Linked DNA regions of Mus musculus: all the other regions are linked to region 2. A link is a loop called in an ENCODE intact Hi-C map of the cell type or tissue named here. Cell type or tissue: heart. All regions are shown on one strand.

What was found. Hi-C counts contacts between places; a loop is a spot of excess contacts. Peaks named below come from ENCODE experiments on the same cell type or tissue, not always from the same donor. Only the 100,000 strongest peaks of a DNase experiment are listed, where the experiment ranks them.
Region 1: it touches region 2 in a loop (1.9-fold over the local background); 2 of 42 quality-filtered maps call a loop at or near these places.
Region 3: it touches region 2 in a loop (5-fold over the local background); 5 of 42 quality-filtered maps call a loop at or near these places.

The regions. Positions count from the first base shown.
Region 1 is chr8:108,643,907-108,651,906 of GRCm38, forward strand. It overlaps a transcript of Zfhx3 not described here. Among named protein-coding and RNA genes, the nearest start is that of Gm42043, 46 kb to the right of the region's middle. In heart, no CTCF peak of the experiment used is centred here; a DNase peak (open chromatin) is centred at 3,835.
Region 2 is chr8:108,592,737-108,600,736 of GRCm38, forward strand. It overlaps a transcript of Zfhx3 not described here. Among named protein-coding and RNA genes, the nearest start is that of Lncbate1, 12 kb to the left of the region's middle. In heart, no CTCF peak of the experiment used is centred here; DNase peaks (open chromatin) are centred at 435, 1,955 and 3,165; H3K27ac peaks cover 695 bases.
Region 3 is chr8:108,693,019-108,701,018 of GRCm38, forward strand. It overlaps Gm42043 (a long non-coding RNA gene), which reads right to left and starts at 592. Exons shown (of 3, transcript XR_879166.2): 1 at 275-592. It also overlaps a transcript of Zfhx3 not described here. In heart, no CTCF peak of the experiment used is centred here; DNase peaks (open chromatin) are centred at 1,043, 3,223, 3,753 and 4,863; H3K4me3 peaks cover 3,110 bases; H3K27ac peaks cover 836 bases; H3K27me3 peaks cover 5,245 bases.

The DNA.
Region 1 (8,000 bases), 51 kb after region 2:
CAAGGATGGTGAGCTGTCTCTCTACTCACATATATATGTTTTCCCTTGACAGCCAGAATCATAGATTGTTTTTACTGCTGCTGTTGCTGCTGCTGCTACTGCTGCTAAATTTTAACAAGTGCTGCTGTGGTGTGTGTGTGTGTGTGTGTGTGTGTGTGTGTGTGTGTATGTATATATGTATGTATGTATTGTGTGGCATGTGTATACATGCAGGTGTATTTTTATGTGTGTGTGGTATGTGTATGTGCATGTGTGTGTGGTATGTGTGCATTGTGTATATGTGTGGTATGTGTGTATGTGTGTGTGGTATTTGTGTAGTATGTTTATATGTGTGTGTGGTGTGTGTCTGTATGTATGTGTGTGCTGTGTATGTTTGTGTATGTGTATGTGGTATATATGTATATGTGTGTGGTATGTGTCTGTATGTGTGTGTATATATGTATGGTGTATGTGTATATATGTGTGTGTTTGTGTGTATATGTGTGTGGTATATATGTATGTGTGTGTATGTAGTATGTATCTGTATGTGAGGTGTCTATGTTTGGGTATGTGTGTGTATGTATGTGTGTGTATGCATATATGTGTGTATATGTATTGTGTATATATGTATATATATGTGTGTGTGTGTGTATATATGTATATGTGTATGTATGTGTGTATGTGTACATATGTATTTGTGTATGTATGTGTGTATGTGTATGTATGTATGTATGCTAATGTTCATGTTCAGAAGCCACAGGGAATGTCAGGTGTCCTCCTCTATCACTCTCCACTCTTGAACTTGAGACAGGTCCTTACTGAACCTGGAGTTTGCTGATTTTCAACTAAGTTGGCAGTGGCAAGTCCCAGTGATCCTCCTGTCTCCATTCTCCTGTGTTGGCGTTGCAGGTATGCATGCGGTCGTGCCTTGCTTTTTACATAGGTGTTGGGGATTCAAACTCAGACCCCTGTGTTGAGGCAGCAAGCCCTCTCACCCACTGAGCCATCCCCCTAGCCGGCTTTACAGGATTGACTACCTCCCATTTGTCCCAGATCTCCTTTCCCTCACCCTCTGCGTTGCCTTTTGTCACAAGAGGCTGGCCTCTCTGTCCAGTGGTCTCCAGTTGGATTTGGCCAATTGAGGCACAAGCAGGAAGAAGAAATTAGGTCACGGGTGGATCTCTCAGTACAAGGTCAGGGCTCCTGCCCAACAGCCTCTTTGCCCCATCCACTCTGTCCACAGCATCTGGCCGTAGCATGTCCTCAGCTTAGTTTTCACACACTTGGGTGAGAACATGACCCAGAGAACTGCACTCTCTCTGTGGTCCCTGGGTGATCTTTGCTCAAAGCACACAAGTCTGTGTACACCACACTGGCTGACACAGTTCTCATTACAGCCCTATAAAGTAAGTGGTACTACGTTACCAAAGATGCTCAAGGTCTCCCCATCCAAGTGCCAGGGTCACATCTACTGGAGTCTGACAGTCACGTTTGTGACCACTGCATGCTACTATATGAACCCTGAGCTTTGTGACAAATTAGGTTACAAGGGTGGAGCCCTCATGAATGGGATTAGTGCCCTTATTTAAAACAAAAAAAAAAAAAAAACAAAACAAAACAAACAAACAAAGTAGAGAACAGTTTGGTCCTTCTGCCACAGGAAAATACAATAAGAAGGCAATGTAGATCTCTCAGTTCAAGGTCAACCTGTGCTACATAGTGAGTTCTAGGCTAATCAGGGATATATAGTGAGATCCTATCTTGAAGAGGTGGGGAGGGTAGGGGGAAGGAAGGAGAGGAGGAGGATAAGATGGCCTAGGAAGGCATTGCCTATGGAAAAGGTAGGATGCCCTCACCAGATACCAAATCTACCAAAGCTCAAGCAGAATAAACATTCAATTAAAAAATTCCAGGGCAGCGAGGTGGCCCAGTGGGTGTGGTGGTTTGAATAAGAATGGCCCCATAGGCTCATAGATTTGATTGCTTAGTCACCAGGGAGTGGTGCTACCTGAAAGGATTAGAAGGTGTGGCCTTGTGACAACAGTTGTGCTCTGAAGTGTCAAGAGCTCAAGCCTGATTCTCTGTCTCTCTCTTCCCGCTGCCCGTGGATCCATTTGTAGAACTCTCAGCTACTTCAGCCTGCCATGACAATAATGGCCTAAACCTCTATAATAATTGCGTTGATCATGGTGTCTCTTCACAGAACACTGGCTAGGAGAGTTGGTAAAGATATTTGTCCCCCACAAGCCTGATGACCTAAGTTTTGCTCCCTGAACCCACATAGTACAAGAAGAGAGCCAACCTCTAAAAGTTTTCCCCTAACCTCCAAACATATTCTGTGGTGCACACTCATGGATGTACCCCAAATAATGTTGTAATTTTCAAATAATGTTAGAAGAAATTACTTGTGTGTACATACATATACACAAAGAGAAGTGTGGGAGAGGAAGGTGGGGGGAGGGCAAGCCAGAACTGACAAAGCCAGTTGACCTCTCTGTGGCCCATGCTGTGCCTTTGACCTTCAGCCTGCACACAAACACACAAACATGTGCTGAGAGAGAGAGAGAATTCTTCTCTGGTTAAGTTATAAAAGGTTCCATGTGAACATCCACACCTGTCAGTTAGATTATGATTTTTGAGTTTGTTATTTTATTATGCTAATCCATTCCAAGCAACAGTAACAAAAAAATAACACAAACTGTGCTTGCCTAGAAAGCATATGACCCTAGATTCAGTCCCAAGCCTTGCAAATATCAACCAAACACACAAACAGACTAGGTAACCGATCAGCAGGGAATTTTCTCAAAACCCCTGGAATCAGAAATTTGAACATCAAAGAACCAACCAATCTGGTGTCCTCCCTACACTTCCCCCACCTCTTCCTGTCTCCTCCATGGAGGCCATAGAGGCCATGGCCACAGTGAACAAGCTCCCTGAGACCTTGTTCATAAGAAAAGTCCTTCCCTCATCTCCCAAGCAGTGCTGAGACTTCATGATCTCACTACCTCCCCAAGGCTCCAGACTGGAGGTTAAGTTTCGATACCCGAGTCTGGGGAGAAAATAACCCTTCCACAGAACTCAGTACTACATTTAAAATGGAAAACGTGCCTAGGGTTGGGGCCTTAAAACAATCACTTATTTTGCCTGTCATTCTGTGGCCGGGTGATTGGGACTGGGCTCAGCCGGAAGGTTCCTCTGCAGACAGTGTGTCTTGCGTGAAGCTACGGGTCCCTGACTGTGTCACAATGCGTCTACCAGCTGATAGGGGCAGACACAGGCCAGGTGTCTCTGGTACCTAGCAAGCTAGCATAGACTTCTTCGTGGTGGCTAGACTCCAAAGTCAGTGAAAGAGAATAAGTCCTCCTGAGGTTCCAGCACTTTTCAAGCCTTAGCTTTTGTGAGGTTTCTCTCATGCCAAAACTGACCCACTTCTTGATGAAAAGAACTGCAGAAGACTTCCACATTTCCTTATTTTTTTTTCTTTTAATACTACTCCATAGTACACACTTTTTTCAGGAAGGATTTCTATCCCACCCCCACCCCCCAACTTCACATTCTCTATCTTTATAAACCTAGAGGAGCCACCTCTGGTTTTTTGGTGGGGTGGGGGTAGAGACTGTCATTTTAATAGTTCTGTGAACATCCGACTGAAAATAATTTTTAAAATGTAGCATGAGGAAGTGGATTTTTTTTTTAAACTGGACTTCAGCAGAGTTTTTAAAAGAATCTTTCTTTTCTCGAGTTGCCTCTCCCTTGTTATAAATTACAACCCCACCCAGCGGCTCGCCACAGTCAGCCGGTCTCTCTCCTTCCCACCCTTCCAAGGCACTGCCGGCTTGGCAGCCCATCTCGGCTCACACTGGGGAAGAGACCAGAAGGCCGCTTCCTGCTCTCCCTGCCCCCTCCCTCCTTCCTCCACCCCTGGGACTCACCCTTTGCTCTGCATGGATCTGGTGGCCATCCAAGGAGCAGGAGTTAGGAAAACCTATGTGGCATAGGGTTGCTGTCTGTAAAGCCCCACAGGTGGGCCACAGCACGTGGTGGCTCAGAGACCTAGCCAGAAAAATCTAAATATAAGAACATTTATTGTAAAGACAATGTGTGTGTGAAATCACATTTAAAGGCGCTTGGGATGCTGGCACAGTTCAGCACATGAACTCATTTCACAAGTACTTATGGAATATTTACTATGTTCCAGGTCCCTTATAGCTTAGTGGGAGAGACAGACACAGGAAATAAATTTCGATTAATGAATGTCAGTTAATTATTCAAGTGGGTTGTCTTGTGAGGCTATTTGGTGGTCACTGTGCCTAGCGTGGGTGGTTGAGACTTTTCACCTCAATGTGGGCTAGCCCAGTGCTGCCCCATTGAAATAGAGTATGGATATATATATATATATATTTTTTTCCAGAATATTACAAAAGTAAAATCAAACAGGTAAAAATCATCTTAATGGTTCATTTCATTCCACTCAACATGTCCAAGATACTGCCATTTCACTGTGCAATTAATATAAAATTATTAATGAGATGACTTACATCCTTTTTATTGTACCATCTTTGAAACCCAGCTTGTACTTTACACTCGCAGCCCGTCTCCATTTTAATGCCAAGTTTTCAACAGTTAAAGTAAAATGTAGTCCCTATTGAAGCAATTAAGTTGTGTTTAACGGAAACATATTTTATATTGCTTTGGTTTAAAATTTGTAATTGAAATGAAATAAAGTAGAAAAATTCAGTTACTTACCGGCATTACTCATTGATCAAGTACCCCAGCATCCACACGTGGCTGCTGGGTACCAAGCTGGAGATCAGGAATCGGAGAGGAGTAGAGGAAGACGACAAGAACCAGTAGGGATAAAGGCCTGGGACATCATATTGATGCAGAAATACGGGAGTGTCCTGAGATCGAGGACCTAGTGTCCTGGAAACTCACAGGCCACCAAAGGCACCCTGAACTGCGGCCTTTCCGGTTTTCACCTCATGGGTTCAAATAATTAAGTTCACTGGCCACAGAGGGTAAATTTTAGGAAGAAGTTTATTATAAATCCATAGGCAGGAGAGAGAGAGAGAGAGAGAGAGAGAGAGAGAGAGAGAGAGAGAGAGAACCATTGAGGTGCTGTAAGCTTTTTTAAGGGCTTATGCTAGAAACTGGGGTAAAGCACAGACAAGGGGGGAAAGCTGGTCAGTCCAGTTGGCCCAACCACAAGGTGTCCAGTCATGTACGCATTGCGTTGCCTCCAGGCAGGGATGTGGCTTAGCAGATGACAAGCAGGAACAGGGCTCTCTTCTAGCATTTCTGGCCCCCAGGACATTTTCAGAACTGCAGCTTTGGAGTCCCTGCCCTACTATTTCCTGTTCTCATCAGTATAGAGTTTGGAATTCTAAACAGTTGAATATTTTCATGACACAGAAAAGAAGGCTAATGACGGCCAAGCAGCCAGGGATAGCGTGGTAGTCGCTTTTCCCATGGCTGTGATCGATGCCTGCCTGACAATGGGCAACTTAAGGGTGAGAGAGTCTATTTTGGCGTGTGGCAGGAAGGCACGGGTGGCAGAGTTCATGGCAGTGGGAGGCTGTGGGGCAGTGGGAGGCTGTGGGGCAGTGGGAGGCTGTGGGGCAGTGGGAGGCTGTGGGGCAGTGGGAGGCTGTGGGGCAGTGGGAGGCTGTGGCTGCCTGTTCACATGTGGGAGGATCAGGAAGTAGACCTTGGTTGGGACCAGAAGCAGGAGGGAACTATGGCACCCACAACCTCCATTGACCTCCATCCCCCAGCACGTCACCCAGTTCCAGATGGTTGCACAACCTCCCACAGCAGTGCTACAAGCTAGGGACCGAGTCTTCAAAAACATGAACCTGTAAGGAACATTTTATGTCCAAACTGTATCAGACTCGCTAAACAAAAGTCTGGCTTAAAAGCCATTACGTGTCCCAAAGAATTAAAAGCCACATATTCTGTAAATATATACGGAGCATTGGTGTCCACTAAGCACAAAAAGGAATTTTCTAGAATAGTCCCTAATGCAGTGACTGAAACCCATAGCAACACATTCACCCTCTTGGTATCCTAGGATCAGGGCCCTGTGAGAAATCATCTGGCATAAGGAAGTTGCTTTAAGTAAAACAAAGTATAAAGCAGATGAAGTATATGCCTTTAACATATCACTATCAGAAACTAACTCGCTAGGTTTCAGAAAGGTGCTGACCGGCCTTACTATCCTGGGAATCCTTGAACATCTCAATCCAATATCTCAATCCGACCGCTGGATCTGTGCTTCTTTGCCTATGTTGCTGGGCAGTGGTGGTGCACGCCTTTAATCCCAGCACTCGGAAGGCAGAGGCAGGCAGATTTCTGAGTTCCAGGCCAGCCTGGTCTACAGAGTGAGTTCCAGGACAGCCAGGGCTATACAGAGAAACTCTGTCTCAAAAAAACAAAACAAAAGAAAACAAAACAAAAGTTAGGATTGCCTCTGTACTGTTCATCTAAGTCAGATTCCTGAAAACTAGCCGACATGACCATCCCAAGAAACAAAACCCATCTCTAAAGAAAGGAGTGTGGTTGTTGACATAAAACATGTTACCTGACTCAAATCATTTGGGACTCACGGTTGGAGTAGACCCCAAAGTTCATGGCTGAATGAGGATGCTGTCATTTGGAAACACTGGATCTGTTAAGGTGGGGCAAGGAGATCTGTGCGCTGGGCCGAAAGCCACGGGGCAAGGAGATCTGTGAGCTGGGCCGCAAGCCACACATCACCTGCAGGCCACCTCTCTGCCACCTCAGCATCCACTCATGCTTAGCTGCAATAGAAATGTCCTTGACCACATAAAGATTTATGCCACTCAAACAAAAAGAACCCAGAAGGTTATGGATGCTGCATCCTCCATGAACACCGTCTTCTTGAAATTCAGACATAATTCCTTATGTTCCAGTGACCTGTGGTTAAATTAGGTTGTCTAGCACTGACATCCCTAGTATAACAAAGAAAAGCAGACTGCAGATAGCAACACCAACAATAATAAACTCTGCGAAGGAAATAGGAAATGGCGTGTACTGCATCCTAGACAACAGGAGTCACTAAAACTCCTGGCACTGAGTAGAATTCCTGGCACACAAGATAGACCAGGAAATGTCATCTCTGTTGGCTTGTCCTTCACGAACAAATTTGAGAGAGGCGTACTCTCTGGGGACAAGGTCACTTTCCTTTCCCTTCGGTGCCAGTTTGAGGGTGGCCATCTGGGATGGATGATGAAAGGCTGGGTCTTGTAGGGCTAGGCATTTATTTCATGGGTCTAGAAGCCAGCAAGAACAAGACCAAACGAGAGAAGATGCCGGATCTGCCGAGTGCCTGCTTCCTGACTCGGGAATGGCTCTCTCTTCCCTGTGCCTTTCTTTATAGCAGGGTTAATGGAAGCCTCTCGGGCCTCCGATACAACAGTATTTATTCCAGTTGCGAGGGTCGATCCTCATCTAATCACCCCCAGCACCACCATCAGCCCAGGGGTGAGGGCTTGAACCTATGAATTGTATATGCCTAATGTAGAAAGAGGAGCTTGGTGTTGTCCTAAAGGTAGCTCTGAGATGTTAGTTACCTTTCTCAGAGTTTCTTCCACAATGCACATGTCTCAGAAATGTAACAGGCTTACCCTCTCCCCCTACCCCCATCTTTTTGTGTTCCTAGACAACTCTACCGAGCAATAATCAAAACCAGAAATTTTGTTTTGGTCATACGTTTTAAAGCTAGAAACTTGTTTTCCAGCAAAAACTCCTATGCTTTGCCTATCTTCCCAGACTATTAATTTTCAGACCTTAAGGACTCAACCCATAATGTGAAATGAATTTTACTTCGTGATCCAATGTACAATTAATTATGCATGTGCTATGCATAATATAACCAAGTCACAAATCTCATGCTACAGAATTTACCTGCAGCGTATGCAGCTCATGGGGAGATGTTTCGTTCCTTTCTTTTTTAGTAGTTGTCTAATTTATTCTTATATATCATATGTGCTTATATATTA
Region 2 (8,000 bases):
TAGCCTCAAAGGCAGTCCTCAACCCTGCAGAAGGTCTAGAAGACGCTCGCACTCTCAAGAATTTTTGCATCCTGGAAACTCTGAGCAAAGTTTCTTTTCAGAGGAAGGCCCAAAGAAGGAAGCAAAATAAATAAACAAGGACTGGATGCTTCAATTATTTTAAGTGTCCTCCCCCACCCCCTCCCCCGCCCCAACACCATTCCCGAATCTTGCTGGAATGAAGACCATGGGGAGCTATCATGGGGGCCTCTTGGTTTCCCTCTCTACTCAGATGTCTGACGGCCGTGTGCTCCCACTTCCAGGGCTGCATCGTTCTGGGCACAGGTGGCTACATTGGTAGCCATGTTGTGACTTTGGCCAAACCTGTACTTGTGTGCCTGGCGTGTTGTCTGGGACTCTGTGGTTTAGCTTCAGAACGGTAGCCAGAGCATGTTCCCTAGGGACTGTCTCCGAGTTTCATGTGATATAGTTGTTTGTCTGGGTTTTACAGAGAACCAGAGGTCTTGACCCTGGAGCACACTAGAGTACAGCCTTGTTAACAAAGTGTCCAGAGGGGGAGGAGGGGACTTTAAGGGAAAATGTGAAGAGTCTGCAGATGCAGACTCTTCATCAATGGAGGCCCCAAACACACGCCCCGGGTGTGGCTTTTCAAACCAGCAAAATCAACTCCAGATATCTGAGGGAGAGCAAACACAGAGTACAAATGTGTCAAGAGGAAGAGAGCAGGGAAGAAAAAAAAAACTGCTAATATGATCAAATGCAAGGAGAATACAACAAGCTGCAGCCCGTCAGAGATCTCAGGAGACATAGCTCGGAAAGCACAAAAGTCCTTCGGCGGAGGTAATGAGGCGCATCTAATTATATTTAAGAAAGAAACATCGAGAACGACCCTAAAAGCCTCCCCCAACTTTTTCCCTAAAAAAGAATCAATGGAGCCCAAATGCTAAGCAGACAGTGACAGGGCGACTTCAGAGCAAGCGAGGAGTTCTAGACAGCATCATGGGGACATGAGGTTGTCACTTTCCCAGAACTGAGAAAAATATTGTGGGCACACACACACACACACACACACACACACACACACACACACACTTCTCTGTCTATTGTGTTTTAAACAACAACAACACCTCAAAAAAAGTCCCAGGAAGAAGCAACGGGGAGAGGAAAGAGGGCAGAAGAAAGAAAAAGGAGAGAGAAGAAGTACGGGGCAGGCCCCGCCATGAGAAATCAAGGCAGTCCAAATGACATTTGACACCGCCAGGCCACAGCTGAAGAACAAGGGAAAAGTTTTAGGGCGACTGTCATTGACCCATAGTCCTTCACTCCTAACCTTTCCCTCCAACATATGTTTCTCATTTCCTTGCTTATAGCTGGTCCAAGCTAATGATATGTGTTTTGGCCAGGGTCCCGAGCTCGGCATACAGCCGGTCTTGTTCTCATTGTCCGGGCTACTTACAGAAACCTCTTTCTCTGTGTCTTTCTCTCTCTCTCTTGCTCCAAAAAAAAAAGTAAGAAAGAAAGAAAGAAAGAGAAAAAGGGAAAAAGGAAAGAAAAAAAAAACCGCCTTAGAGAGCAGTAAATATGCAAAGCAGCCCCGAGCTCTATACAGCTACCATCTTGAACATGGCCCTTGCCACCCTAACACACCCCATCAATAAAGGCCTGAAGAGAGGACCCACGGGTGAGGGGTAAGTTCAATACAAAAGCAGTGGAAATTCAAACAAATTGGCCCATTAGAGTCTCACACAGCTATAAATACAGCACACACGGGCTATTTTGAGGGACGGTGGCATGGGAAAGTTCGGCCTGGAGTCTTGAGTCTGTCAAAGGAGACGGATCTCTTCCAAGACATGGGAAGAGGATGGACCCAGTGCTCGTTCAAGGAGGGTAGGGAGGAGGAGGGCAGGGAGAAGGAAGACTGCGAACCAGCCCTCACAGACAAAAAGTAAGGAGGTAAGGCTTATTCTGCACAGCAGGACAGCAGGACTCAAAAACCTATGTTCAAACCTTGGGCCAGTGTCTGTCACTCAGAGAATCCCTGATCTCTGAAAAACCCGGACATGCCCTTTTGCTCCTTAGGGGTCAATGGACCAGTTCACTCTTCCTGAAGGACCCAGCAGGCAGAGGAGGAGGGGTGGGAACCAGTGAGTCCTAGGCAGCCTGAGTCTGAAGGAGGTTCTGACTGACCATAAGGGGACTATGGAGGAGTCCCCTTATTCTGGCCATCAGACCCTGAGGACCAGCATCCAGTGTGGATATATTTGTACGAGATGTGGGGTGCTATAATCTGAATTTGAGGAAACTGGAGCCCATAAAGGAGAGTTAGTAAAATGTACAAGCAGACAATTCGTATGCAAATGTCAAGAGCTGTTTAACATGTCCCTTGGGGCCTGTCAACAGCCGGCACTGAACTGCCAGCAGTTAGGAATGAGTAAACACGGAACACACATCTACTTAGGCATCAGGTACCTGCCTAGCCGAGCTGCTTCTTCACAGCCCTGCTGTCTGTGAAACTCCCAGTTCCTCTGCCTTCAGACCGGATACCCAGAGCAACCGCAGGTTTACTCGGTCACAGTTTGAGCGCTTACTGCCTACCAAGCACTGTCTGAGACATAAAGGCCACACAGACACAGAACTGGAATCGCAACTGGCCTGTCCCTGACCCTACAATACCCTGGTTGGATTCTGTTCTATGTTGTAGCTTGCTAGAGTCTTTCCTTTAAAAGTCCTATTTTGGTGCATATATAAATGTGTGTGTGTGTGTGTGTGTGTGTGTGTGTGTGTGTGTGTGTTTCAATACATAAAAATGACAGTGTAAAAATATAACATCCTCTATTTTAGAGGCTCTTTATAACTTGCCGAAGTCAAGAGAGAGTTCCCAGATTATCAAGAAAATGGCTTTAGCAGATTAAATTTTAATGAGTCTGGGAAAAGGCTTCGCTGTATTCTGGGTTGGAGTCCTTGCTGTGTATGTGAAGTAGAGTGGAGTCCTTTGCAGATGTTGGATCTGAATTCTCCATGTTGTGTATGAAACCTCAGATCCTCTTCCGTGCGGGGCCCATAAGGGCACTTATCCCAGGACAGCATAAAGGGGAAGAGTCTGCCCAGATTCCCATGACAACTCCCTTTTCCTGAAAGTCTCTGACAGACACTTCCTGGGGAGACAGGAAGTGCGGACAGGAAGACAACTGAGGTCGTCTCTTCCCATGTCCGGCTCGTCCCACCTCCTAGATTCATCTGGTAGCTGACAACTTCGGGCTGTGCTTCTGTGTTTTCGCTGGTCCCGTCCCCAGCTGTTCTGGAGAACGTTGGGAGGCAACCAGTGTCGCTTTTGTCCCCTTTTTCCCAGAAGCCACGGGGATCTCAAACATACCTCAGTAATAAACTGCGTAGGAGAAACTCATGAGGGGAAGAGACGTCAAAAAAAAAAAAAAAAAAATGTGATATAACTGACTCCAAAGTAAAAATAAATGATAGGCTGACTTCATGTTTGTAGTTAACATTATGACGTTAACAGTTATTCAGTAAGTGTTGCAGGATCCTGAGTGTGTGCCAAGCACTCTGCTAGGGTTGGCCATAGAGTATTGCACAATATAGATATAGTCCCTGCTTTCTAAAGCCGACAGTGTCAAAGGATGCCATCAGGGGAGAGACTCACCTCACCGGAGTAACCTCGAAGCAAACACGTACATACCAGTTGTCAAATGCAGTGAAGAGAAAAAAAAAAACCAGTTTAAGAGATGGCACTGACAGGGCCTGACTGAAATCTCAGTGAGGAAGGGAGTCTCCCAGCTCCTAGTGAATCCCAGCTCCACTCAGGGACCTGAAGGGAGACTAGAGTGTGGCTCTCTGCTCCACGCTCACGCACTTGAATGCCCTACCAAAATATTTCACTTTGAAACCTGAAGAGTCGTGGGGGGGGGGGGGGGCTGGAGAGACTGCTCATCGGTTAAGAGTCACCGACTGCTCTCCCAGAGGACCTGAGTTCAATTCCCAGCCACCACATGGTGGCTCACAACCATCTGTAATGGGATCCGACGCCCTCTTCTGGTGTGTCTGAAGACAGCTATAGTGTATTCATAAATAAAATAAATAAATTTTTAAGAAAAAAAGTTAATTTACAAAAACCTGGTTAAAAAAAAAAAGGAAGAAACGTGAAGTGTCAGCAGGCATAACCTTCAGATCTCTATGTTCATAATCGCCTCAAAGCCAACACAGGAAGGCACGATTTGCTTATGTTTATTATACACAATGCTCCCAGTTCAGGGCTTGAATATAGGAAGAGTCCCAGAGCACAGCATTTGCCTCCTGAGGACTATTTTGACTAATCTAAGATTCCCACATCTGCATCCCCAATGCCCAGCAAAATTCACAGGGTTATTACACTATCACGGTGTCATGTGCTAAATGCTTAGACTATATTAGAGAAACCGATGTCTCTTCTTGGCATGTCTTCTCCGGACCCTGCTTTGGCTTCATTCATGGGCATCTTGCCATTTTCAACACCATAGTTTCATTGAGCCTTCTTGGGGACAGGGTCCAGTGTGTAGAACGGGGACAGCAGCTCTGAAAATAATTATAAAATAAATAAGTAAAGTGGGAAGCAGCAAGGAGGGGACAGAGAGCTTTCGGGGGAGTGTTTCCAAATAACAAAAGGGGAGGCTGACTAGCTAACTAACTAGCTAAGTAGAGGTTACAAACACCCTAGAAGTGTAAGGAGGAAGTGGAAACAGGAGACGTTCAGTCGTGGTCATGGATGCCTGTAATCCAGTGCTAGGGAGGCAGAGGCAGGAGGGTCACAAATTTAGGGTCAGCCTGGGCTACATGGGAAAAAAAAAAACAACCTTGTTTTTTAGGGGCTGGAGTTGTTAAGGAATGACTCTGTTGTTAAGGGCACTGGATGCTCTTACAGAGGCCCCTGATTTGCTTCCCAGCATCCTCATGGCAGCCCACAACCATCTGTTACTCCAGAGGATCCAACACCCTCTTCTGGTCTCTCTGGGCAATCCATGAACATGGTGCACAGTCATACATACAGGCTAAATACCCATACACATAAAAATAAGTAAAATAATAAATAATTTTAAACCACATTTTTTAAAAAGAGTGAGAGGGAGAATGAGGTGGCTGCTCGGAAAGGCTGTGCCGTGTATGTCACTGAATGTGCTGCAGATGGAGAGATGTGACCGCATCCTGTCATTCTTAGCATAAGTGTTGGAGACACCCCCAAAGTCAAAGAGGTCGAGGCAAAGAAAGTCTGTAGAGCGGGCGCTCAGTTAGACACTGGACACTTCAGAAGGGGTGAAGTGAGATCCGAATGTGGCAAACGGAAGCGCAGAGGTTTCTGGTGTGAATGAAAACAGTGGAACTCCGGGGGAAGCTCTGTCAGCTGGGGCTCAGGATGTAGCTCAGGTGGGAGCATGCTTGTCTGGCAGTGTGAAGCCCTGGCTTCGGTCTGAAACACCACACAGACTGGGTGTGGTGGTGCACACCTTCCATCCCAGCACGAGGAGGCTGACAGACTTCTGTCTATTCTACATAGTGTGTTCCAGGCCAGCCTGTGCTACATAGAGAAACTCTGCCATAAACAAGACTTTTTTTTTTTAATGGTATGTGTGTTATGTGTGAATGAGCATGTATGTCCCAGAGCCCAGAGACAAAGGATCCCTGGGAACTGGAGTGATAGGTGGTTAGATACTACCTCATATGAGCCCTGAAGACCAATCAGGTCCTTGGCAAGTACAGGAAAGGCTTTTGACCACTGAGCCATCCCTCAATCCCCGAAGCAAGACTTAATAGGAACAATTTGGGGGGGGGGGATGTTTAAACAAATGTTTATTTCATTAAAGACAAGCGGTGGGAAGTGTAGTCTCTTGTTAGAGTTGGGTGGATCTCCACATTTTAAAACCATTCACATTAGACTGGAGATCAATGGAGAGAAATGTCTGAAAAAGTTTGAAGAAGAAAAGGGGTCGGGGTGGGGGGTAAGGGGTGGCTTTTTTTCAGCAAAAAGCCCAAAGCAAGAGCCATTGTCCTTAGTCAGGAGCACTGGAAGAATTTTCCTCAGAACAGACATGGTTTAAAGTCGCCGCTCCTTGGTCAGACCCCTGTTCCCCAGGATGGTGACAAGTTCCATAATTGTTCTGACTTTGTTGGTTTTGTTGGGGGATTTTTTTTTTCCTCTCCACAAACCTGTTCATGAAAGTCCCATAAAATGGCCTTACCCAGCCCTCTCTGTCTCCAGAAATATGATACACGGTGGCTCGAGAGAGAGAAAGAAAAGAAAATTATTTTTGCCTTTACTTCACAGGCGCTTGGCACAAGTTGAGCCCTGAAATGGTTAAAATATCGGCACATTTCACTGGTCTTGAGTTACTCATAAACATTGGGTCGAGCAATTTCACTCAGTCGCACATATTAACTTCTTAAGTTCTTCTCTCTGAGGATGTGGACTGTTATTTTATGCCAGAAGTCCCATAATTAAGTTTGACATAAGCGCATGGATTAAATATGTGGTTGGGGGGAGGGGGGCGCCGAGTGGAAGGGGTTCTTTTTTTTTTCCCCCAGTCCTCTTTTTGTGCCATATGGAAACTGTAACCAAATAACGTGCAAAAATTTTTAAGACAATTTCCAGTCTTATTACTCAAGTGTTGTTTCCCAGGTAAGTCTCGATGTGAATCTACTTACAAAGCCCATTTCTTTTACCTTCTCAAATTTAACCTTTAAAGCAACAGCAGGGTTTTAAAGTAGGAGGCACACCTTTAGTCTCAGTACCGGAGGCTGAGGCAGGTGGATCTCTGTGAGCTCATGGCTAACCTGGTCTACATGGGGAGAGCCTGACAGCAAAAGAAAATGAGAATTAGCCACATAACAGCCCTGAGAGCTGGTATTATACTCTGTAAAGGGCAGAGGAAGAGATATGGCATTTGGAGGTCTGCCAAAGATAAGGGACTGGAGGTTCACGATAGAACCAATGTAGTTAACTGATCTCATTCAGGAATGGCTTAGATGCTAGAGTCTTGGCGGCGAGGGAGTTGGACATTGTGTTGTCTTTGCCTGTGCAGCGTGGTGGTCCCTTGCGTTCTGATGTCACTGAGATAGCATGAAAACCTTCTCTCTCCAAAGGTTCCAGGGTGACTCTGAGTCCTCAGTGCATGCCATCATCATAATTTTACTTTCAGTTTCTAGCCACGTTAGTGAAGGTTTCTGGTGATTTGAGAGAGGAATGCTGGTGTCCCTCCCTCCCTCCCTAAAACCAGCTGAAAATGGCCTTCTCTACTCTTGCAAAGAGAAAGCACCCTCCTTGACTTTGCCCTATCTGAGGAACATTCTAGAAGTTAACACCGAAAAAGAAGTCAGGCACTACACAATCCAAGTCGATTCAGTCCAATGCCCTTTTCAATCTGGATCCCTGCTACTCTTGGTTAGTTTTCGTTTTACTGAGCTTTGTCCTGACCAAAACAAAACAAAACAAAAACAAAAAACAAAAAACAAAAAAACTTGTTAAACTCATGGAGAGGGGTGACCCAGGTCCCCACCAGTCTTATGACCAACATACTCCACCATCATTCTCAACAAACAAACAAACAAACAAACAAACAAACAAGAACCTTCCAAATAGGACAGAGGAGATGGCTCAGCCAGTAAAGTGCTTGCCATGCAAACTTGATGAGCTGAGTTCCAACCTCAACAAACACGTAAAAGAGCCAGGCCTGGTGCTGTGCACTTGGGATCCCAGCACTGAGGCAGTAGAGAAGACAAGTGGTTTCCTGGGGCCTGCTAGCCAGTCAACCTTGCCTTTGTGTTGAGTTTTAGGTCCCAGGAAGAAATGCTATCTCAAATACATCATGGTAGATGATAGCTTGGTAGAGGTTGAGCAATACCCTGGGCAATCACATACACACACGTACACATGTAACTCCCCCACACTGGCACCTGCACACAGATGAACACATACACATAGGCATGTACACAATGCATATACACACATCCGCACAGCT
Region 3 (8,000 bases), 100 kb after region 2:
AATATAAATGGGTTCCCCCAGCAAGGCATGGTAAGAATTTAGGGCATGTTCAAATTCAAAGGACACATCTGAAAACTTGATCTGACAGGAGTGGTGGAGTGGGCCTTTAATCCCATCACTCTGGATGCGGAAGCAGGTGGATCTCTGTGAGTTCCAGGCCAGCCTGGGAGAGGCCAAGGCTATGTAGAGAGACCTTGTCTCAAAAAAAAAAAAAAAAAAAAAAAAAAAAACAAATAAAGAAGAAAAAAAGTTGTTTTATCCAGACAGCTCTCACCTTGGCTGTGATGTGTGGGCTCACATTCCTGGAAGTAAGGCCTCTCTCTGTATGTCTGGTGAAATTCTCTTTTAGGCCATTCCAGTGCGTATTAATTTTGGATCAGAACAGTACATCTTGTTTTCTCTCCTTGTGGGAATTTGGCCAAGGCCCATGAGAAATAGGCCCATCAGCTGTGTCTGTCTTCTGGGCTGGAGAGGGTTCCTGAGTGTAACCTGGATGGTGCCAGACAAACAGGGAGGCCTCAGTAGTCCTAAAAGAGCAGCAGGGTGTATCTACCAAGTAGATACAAGAAGAGACTGCTCCCCCACCGGAGACACAAGACCTCTTCCCTTGCCTTTTCTCTCCCCATTTGATTTCTCCAACCATCTCTGGCGCATTTGGAGCAGGACGCACTGTACTTCAAGATGAATTGGGGCATCCAGTGTGTCTGTTGTTAGACTTAGGAGGTGACCAGAAAGTGGGCTTTAGTTGCATCAGGGGAATGGGGGTGGGGGTGGGGCAAGATGTTTGTAGATGCCATTTCTCTACCCTCACCCCGTTAGCTCCTCTCACGAGTGAGGAGTGATGAACTAACACGCACGCATGTACTTTTAGCCCCTTGGGGGTTAAAAGATAGATATTTGATCCCTTCCTCTGGTAACAACATATGTCACTCTGACACAACTCCTAGGCCTGAGTTATTTTTGCAGCATTATGTAATTGGATTGCCTAGTCAGAAGTGCTTCCTTAACAAGCCTTTCAGCAGCCCTCCATGTGGGCCAGGCCAGCCAGTCCTGCCCAGTGGCATACACCCACACTTGGGAAACCTTCAGTCAGAGCCAACCAGCTAATCACAGTGAAGGGAGGCCAGTGTGTGGTGGTCTAACGCTGGAGAACCTTGCAGAAGGGCGGCTAAGACCTAGTTGGAATCTATGAGGCAGGAGCTGGCAGCTTGCACAACACACATACACATACACACACACACACATACACACACACACACCCTTTTCTCCCCTAGGGTCTGCAAAGCCCACACTCTCATGCGCCCAAGAAGCCTGCCTGTCATTTGAGTGTTCCTGTCACCTAATTCTCAGCTTACTGGATTTTCTAATATTTTTTTCATGAGTGGTTGGTTGGTCATCTGATTGTCCTTTCCTGTTCGTCTTGATGACGTGTAGAAGTAAGGGTCTTGTCCCAGCTTCAAGTAGACTAAGACAATTTGCAAAGGCAAAACAAGAAGGCCCTGTAGAAGCTTTTGCTCCTGAGGTGGGAGCAGCTCAGGCTAGCCCGTCTGGGGCATTGCATCAGGGTTGTACCCTTGCAGACATCCTGGCTGAGTTGCCATTGCTGCATTTCCTTATGGCTTCTGTCACAGAGAGCATCTTCCTTGCCGGCCTGTGACTGTCTCCTATCCTCGAATGTCAGCCCTGGAACCATGGGAAACTAATGCTTGTTTTGTCTTTCTGCCTTAAATGGCACTGCTAGCTTTCCTCTTCCACCGACGACGGGCACCTTGCTTGTCTTGCTTTGACAAGAGGCAGCTGGTGTAAAGCCCCACAGAAGTGGGTTTCCAGTACAAGCTGAGCAACTTTAAAGCTGTGTGGCCTTTGAGTAACAGCCTCTCTGAGTGCAATCATCCTCTTGAATAGAAAATGGAACTCAGAGCATTTTCCAATTGCAAATGAATACAATTACAGGTACAGGGGATGGAAGGGAACTTCACATAGTAGGTACTCAGCAAACGCAGCAGACTGGAGGAATAGAGAAAATAGACACTTGCTTGGCTCCTAAGGTTAAACTTCCAAATTTCAGCATCATTGGGTTGGAAGGGAGGAAGAGATGCCCCTGGTCCTAGGATCTCTGGGATAGATTCTCCATGGCTATTTAATAAGTTTCCCCCACCTAAAAACTGCCCCACCTGGCACTCCCTTGCAGGCCCTGTCTTCCTGTAGACCCCTGTTTCTTTCACCTGTGCTAGGGTTCACCGCCTGCCCGGAAACAGAAAAGAAAAGGGCTAGGCACGGTCTCACCCAAAGGTGAGTCCTGCTGTGAATCTCGGGCCTCCTGGTAGGAGCCCAAAGGGCAGGGGACAGATACCAAGAACAAAATGAGGTAGGCGCAGACAGCTACCGGCAAATAACTGCGGAGGCCGGGAAAAGAGGTTCCCTGGAGCTGGGGGGCAGGGAAGAGCCGGCACCTCGGTTCTGGTCGCTGAAGTAAACAAACACCCGGAGCCTATCGCATTGACCGCACCTGGAGGGGCCACGGATGGTGTGGTCCACGGCCTGTGGCAGCGTGCGCCGCTATCCTAGTTGGCAGGAAGCCCTTCCCTGAAGACTGTAAGTCTAACCTTTAGCATTCAAGTGTCGGGGGCTAAAGTGTCTTTATGAGCGGTTCTTCCTGCAGCAGCGTTCCCAGACTTCGGGAGGAGGGTCGGCGCAAATCCACCGCTTTCTTTTCTTTCTCATTTCCCCCCTCCCAGACAAAACGCGCGAGGGAGGGAGATGCACGCAAGACACTGGCACCCCTGAAGTTGGCCTTCAGCTAAACCAAACACCCACTCCCACCTCCTTTGGTTAGGAGGGTCTGCGGTGCGCCCCAGTAGGTCCTCCATTCTCCGCTCGGCCCTGAGGTCGCGAAGGCTACAGAACCCGGCTTCTTCCCAAACACCTAGGCTGGGAGGGGAAGCCTGGGACTTGGGACTCTCCAGTGTTCTTCTGCAGCTGGCGTTCAGGGACCTCTTCCTGGGCAGCCCCACCTCTGTTCCCAGAGGGGCGGGGGTGGGACGTTGGTGGCCTAGCAGTGTCTGGGAAGCTCGACAGGCTGCAAAGGCGGAGGAAAAAAAAAAAAAAATCTACAGAACAGGCAGCCCCAGCTAGGGAATCGCAGCCATGGGGAGGAAGGGCTGGGCCTGAACGTTGTCCGGGCCAGGGGGTGTGCCTGCGGCCGCGCCCTCTGCTTTCCAGCTGGGCAGCTGGGGCCCGGGCTGGGCGTAATGGTTTTTTTAGGTTCCCGCAGAAGAACGGTGACAGGCTGGCTCCGCCGGGGCTAGCCTATTTCCCCTCCCAGCCGAGGGGCCCCAGGAACGTGCCAGGCGCGCACCTGCAAGAGGCACTTGGGTTTCTTGGCTGCGGCTATTCACTGGCCTAAGCGGTTCAATTGGTGTCTTCAGGAGCCAGAGCCTCCTGGCTTCCTCTCGGCATCCCAAGCCAGAGGGAAGAAAAGGGCCCCGAAATATCAGGCGTGCTAGATACTAGGGATGCGCGCACTAGCTCGGAGAACCGGAATCTGCATCTTGGGGAAATGTCGGGATTCTTGGAGGTTATGGTTTGGGAGAGCAGAATGGAGGGATTTAGGGAGGTGACTGGTCTTTACAAAGTCCAGCCCCCAGGTGGGGGGAATAGTAAGGCAGATACAAAAATCGGTGCGTCCTATTCTGGCCACGAGAAACTGACGTCGAATGTCACTACTACCCACTGAGCTCTACAATCTAACTGGCAAGCGGCTGTGGTTTTAAGGGCGCGCCCGAAGCACACAGGGGGTCAGTTCCCTGCCCTATGCCGAGCCTGAAGGCCGCCCAAAGGAGAATGTGGCTAGCTGGAGTCAAATCCCTGGTGCTCTAAGCCTGTTGCGCCCTGGACCTCTCCAGGGACCTCGCGGGGTGCCTTGCCTCTGCCCATTTTCCCCATCCAAAGGCGGGCCCCAGATTTCGTGCCTTACGCACGCTCCAAGATCAGATTCACCTTTCTCTCTAGTCTTAAGAAGGAGAAACAAACGAATCGGATTTATTTTTCTTTAGAAAGCATATCTGTTCAATGTCCTTTGTTGCTTAAATTGTCCTTAGAAAAATTTTTTCCAACTTCATTTGAGAAAACAAAAAGTTGATGTGTTCCCCAAACCTTGTTTTACTTTAATCCACCCCCTTAGACGTGTAGTCGGTTACCTCGGAGGTTTTCTGAGGCGAAAAACAGTGAAATGGAATGGCAGGGAGGACGAAGACTGGAAATCTCTCATTTTAAATCCCATTACTGGCTTTGAGAAGTACAAAAAAAAAAAAAAAAAATCAGGAAGAGCTAGTTCGTCCCCCACTGATTTCCTTCACTTCAAAGATTTCCCTCGCCCCTTAAATCAGAAATATTATGGCACTAGGTATTTCTCAAGGAAAAATGCATACTTTTTTCTGAACATATATATGATATAGGTTCCTTTTTTACATTTCTCAGCAAAAGAAAAAAGTGTGTGTGTGTGCGAGGCATTCAATTCCCTCATCATTAAACAAACCATGCCTGCAAGAAATGCAAGCATGGGGGGGATTGCTCAGCCACCTACCCCTCCATTAGCACATGCCTGCCTGTCAACAATGCACGTGCCACTGTGGGCATTCTCTCCCCAGGCCAGCCCTGGTGGAGCACGCTCACAGCTCTGCTCCTTAGACTCCCACACCACCACACCCCCGCCCGCTCTTCTCAGGGCTTCCTTTTCTTTAGGCTGTAGCCGGCAGGCATCATTCCCCAAGTTATGTGCTCCTGAGACTCCCTAAAGCGCACGTTGTCCAACCAAGGGTGTCTGTCCTGTAGTTGTTCACTTTGTTGAGTTGTGATGAGGTTAGTTCTGTCTCCTCCTCGCGCCCGCCTTCGGCTTTTGATGCGGTGCAGACTTCTGGTACCGGGTCACCAACAGGGAAGCCAGTGTGTGGTGGTGGTGCATAACCCAGCGAGAGCCACAGACTCTTGCTGTTCCTGCACCCCCAGATTGGACTTCAGATTTCCGATGCAAAGGATGGAACTGGGGAATCCAACGCTACCCCTGGTGTCGACTAATTAACCTGCATTTTTCACAATACCCTAGGTACTGAAAATAAAGGCAGGTTTTATCGCTAGGAACTCTTGTTTCAAGGACCCGGCACTCTAAATTTGGGACTAATTCTTTAAAGGTTTTTACTTGAGAGAGAGAGAGAGAGAGAGAGAGAGAATATTCTTGGACTGGGGATGACACCCAAGAGTAGGTTGTGGTGTCTTTTGAATTGGGATGTTAAAGGGGGGGGGGGTTGTTCCCTCCTCCTTGCTCCAGGGCTGAAACCTCTTTTAAATTCCAGCGGCCAATTTAGTTTGATTTCCGAGGTCTGGAGACTCTGGCAAGGTTAGGGGCAGACTGGAAAAGGCAGACCTCAGCTGCCTTTGGATCAGCTGTGCTGCCTTTGGCCCTGAAAGCACAGGTTGGATCAGGGTGATTTGCCTTCACCTCCAAGGGAAACCCAGGGGAAGAGCATGGGAGATCGTCTTGTTTTAAACTTCCATTATCTCCTCACCTCTGTATCTTCCATTTGTCTTCTCTCCTCCAGGGATTGGGGTCTTTCTGTCAGTCTGAGCCAGGTCTTTTACACACACACACACACACACACACACACACACACACACACACACACACCAAAGTATTTATTATTATTATTATTATTATTATTATTATTATTATTATTATTATTATTATTGTAACTTTCCAAAAGAACTATGCTATTTCAGTTTCTTAACTGGCCAGCGCCCTGGGGTAGGATTTGGGAAGCTCATTTTTGGCTAACGTCCGCTCTATGGACACTTCCCCAGAATTCACAAGACCTGCATGCTAAGACTCCACATGCTACCCATATGCCAACACAGAAGACTTTGACATTTTGCTCTTTTCTAATGAAATGACTTAGAAACAAATCTGAAATTGGCTTTTGGTCATCTTTCAAGCTTAAAAAATATTTTTTGATGAAAAGTGTTCTGGGGGCTGTGTGAGATGGGAGGGAAAAAATTGACCAAAAATGTAGGCACAAAGCAAGAAGCTGCCTGTAACAGACAGACTCCATCCACAGCGTCCACCCACTCAGGACTGTAGGAGTGTATGTATGACTTGAGTGTGAGGCAGAGAGGGCTATATTCAAACTTCTTCCTGCTAGGGGCATCCCAGTCTTCTGCAAAGGAGAAGGAAGTTTTGACCCACATTGGCTTCTATATTCGCTGCCACACTGAGGATAAACTTTCAGAATTGGTACTTAGAACTCCAGTAGACAGGGAGTAGGGGCAGAGCTACTGAAAGAGAAACTTGGGATACTCAGAATATCCCACAATCCTAGGAGTGAAAAGGATCTGTCGGTTTGTCTGGGGGGTGGGGGGTGGGGTCAAGAGGTGGACTGGGACCAGGAAGGGGGGGGGTGGATGGAATGCCTCGTGCTTGCGCCTAGTCGCTGTTCTCTCCTGTTTCTAGCTCCCCCCACCCCCTTCCCCATCTTCTGCCATTTCCAGAGGCAGGAGAAAGGTGATCTCGGACTTGACCCCTAAATCACAGCTGCCGGTGGCTGCACCTCGCTCAGGGATGAGCACAGCCCCTTCCCTGGGCTCTGGCAGCTTAACCCTTTCCTTCCCGCTAGCTCAGAGGCCCCGTGTCGGTTGGCAGAGACTCGACTGCTGAAATGCTGCTAGCAGTCAGCCTTCCCAGCTTTGCACCTTGAATCCGGTGCCAAGACCACAACAAGGTAGTCTCACAAAAGGGTGAGATTAAGGGATGCAGGATCCCCGGTACAAGCACTGCCAGGGAGCCCAAGGAGGAGCGGAGTTAGCGGAGTGAGGAGGGATGTTTGGATCGTGTTAACTACTCAGACAGATGCACTTCGGCATGTCTGTATTTATGGAATCCATATGTTGTCGTGGCAAATGAAAAGACGGCGACACGTACATACAATAGACTTAGAATAACAATACACATTTAAAAAGAGACCGAACATTCTTCACCCTTCAACCCTTCTCTTACATCTTGAGCTAGAGATCTTCAGAGACTCATCCTTTCGACCTCCCCTGACTCCACACTGAGTCTCAACCCCCCTCCTTTTTACTGTGTCCCCAGTCACCCCGTTGAGGGGATTCCTAGGGCCCAAAGCTTGGCTCTTTCTAAGAGAAATATACTAGCACCCCATCTCTTTCCTCCTGACATTGGCCCATTGCATATTTACCCCTTGGACCAAATAATAGCTGCAGTTCCATATTCTGAAAACTGTGGAGGAACAGATTCATACACAAATTCAGCATCTCCATCTACTTCATTAAAACAACACTGCTATGTTATATTTCCAAAGAAATGGCTTCAAACAGACCCGGAAACATAAATCCCCCAGTGAGAAAAAGCCCCCTAATAGCTCTGTACAGTACCTGCATTTGTGCACACCTTGTCTATTTGTGTGCACAGATATTCACACATAGATGACAAGGCTTGTGAAGTCATTCAAATGTATATTTATGTACCGTTTTATGCATATACCTTTGTTATCTATAGTCATTCATTTCAGAGAGAGGCAGAAAAATAGCAATGCAGTACTTAGCCTACATGCCACTTTCCCTCCCCACAGTAAAAATGCCTTAAAAAACAGGTTGGTCTAAAATTTTCTGCCTTCTTTCCTGCTAAATAAAGGATTTAGATTCTGGATTTTAGGCAGCCCCCATTTTGTATATAAAATAATCCATATAGATGCTGGATTATCATCTAAGCATTATTGAATCACACAAGATGGGTACTTCTCCATAGAATGAATTCTCTAAGTAAAATTAGCATAAGTATTTACAAGACTAAGCTGACATTTTCCTATAATTGCAACATGAAATAGATTTATATCCAGAATTTTTTTTTCCTAAATAGGGAGACTTCTTCACACCTTTTTTTTTTAAACATAAGAAAGAGGCTACAAGTTCACTTCTTGTGCTATTTACATTTT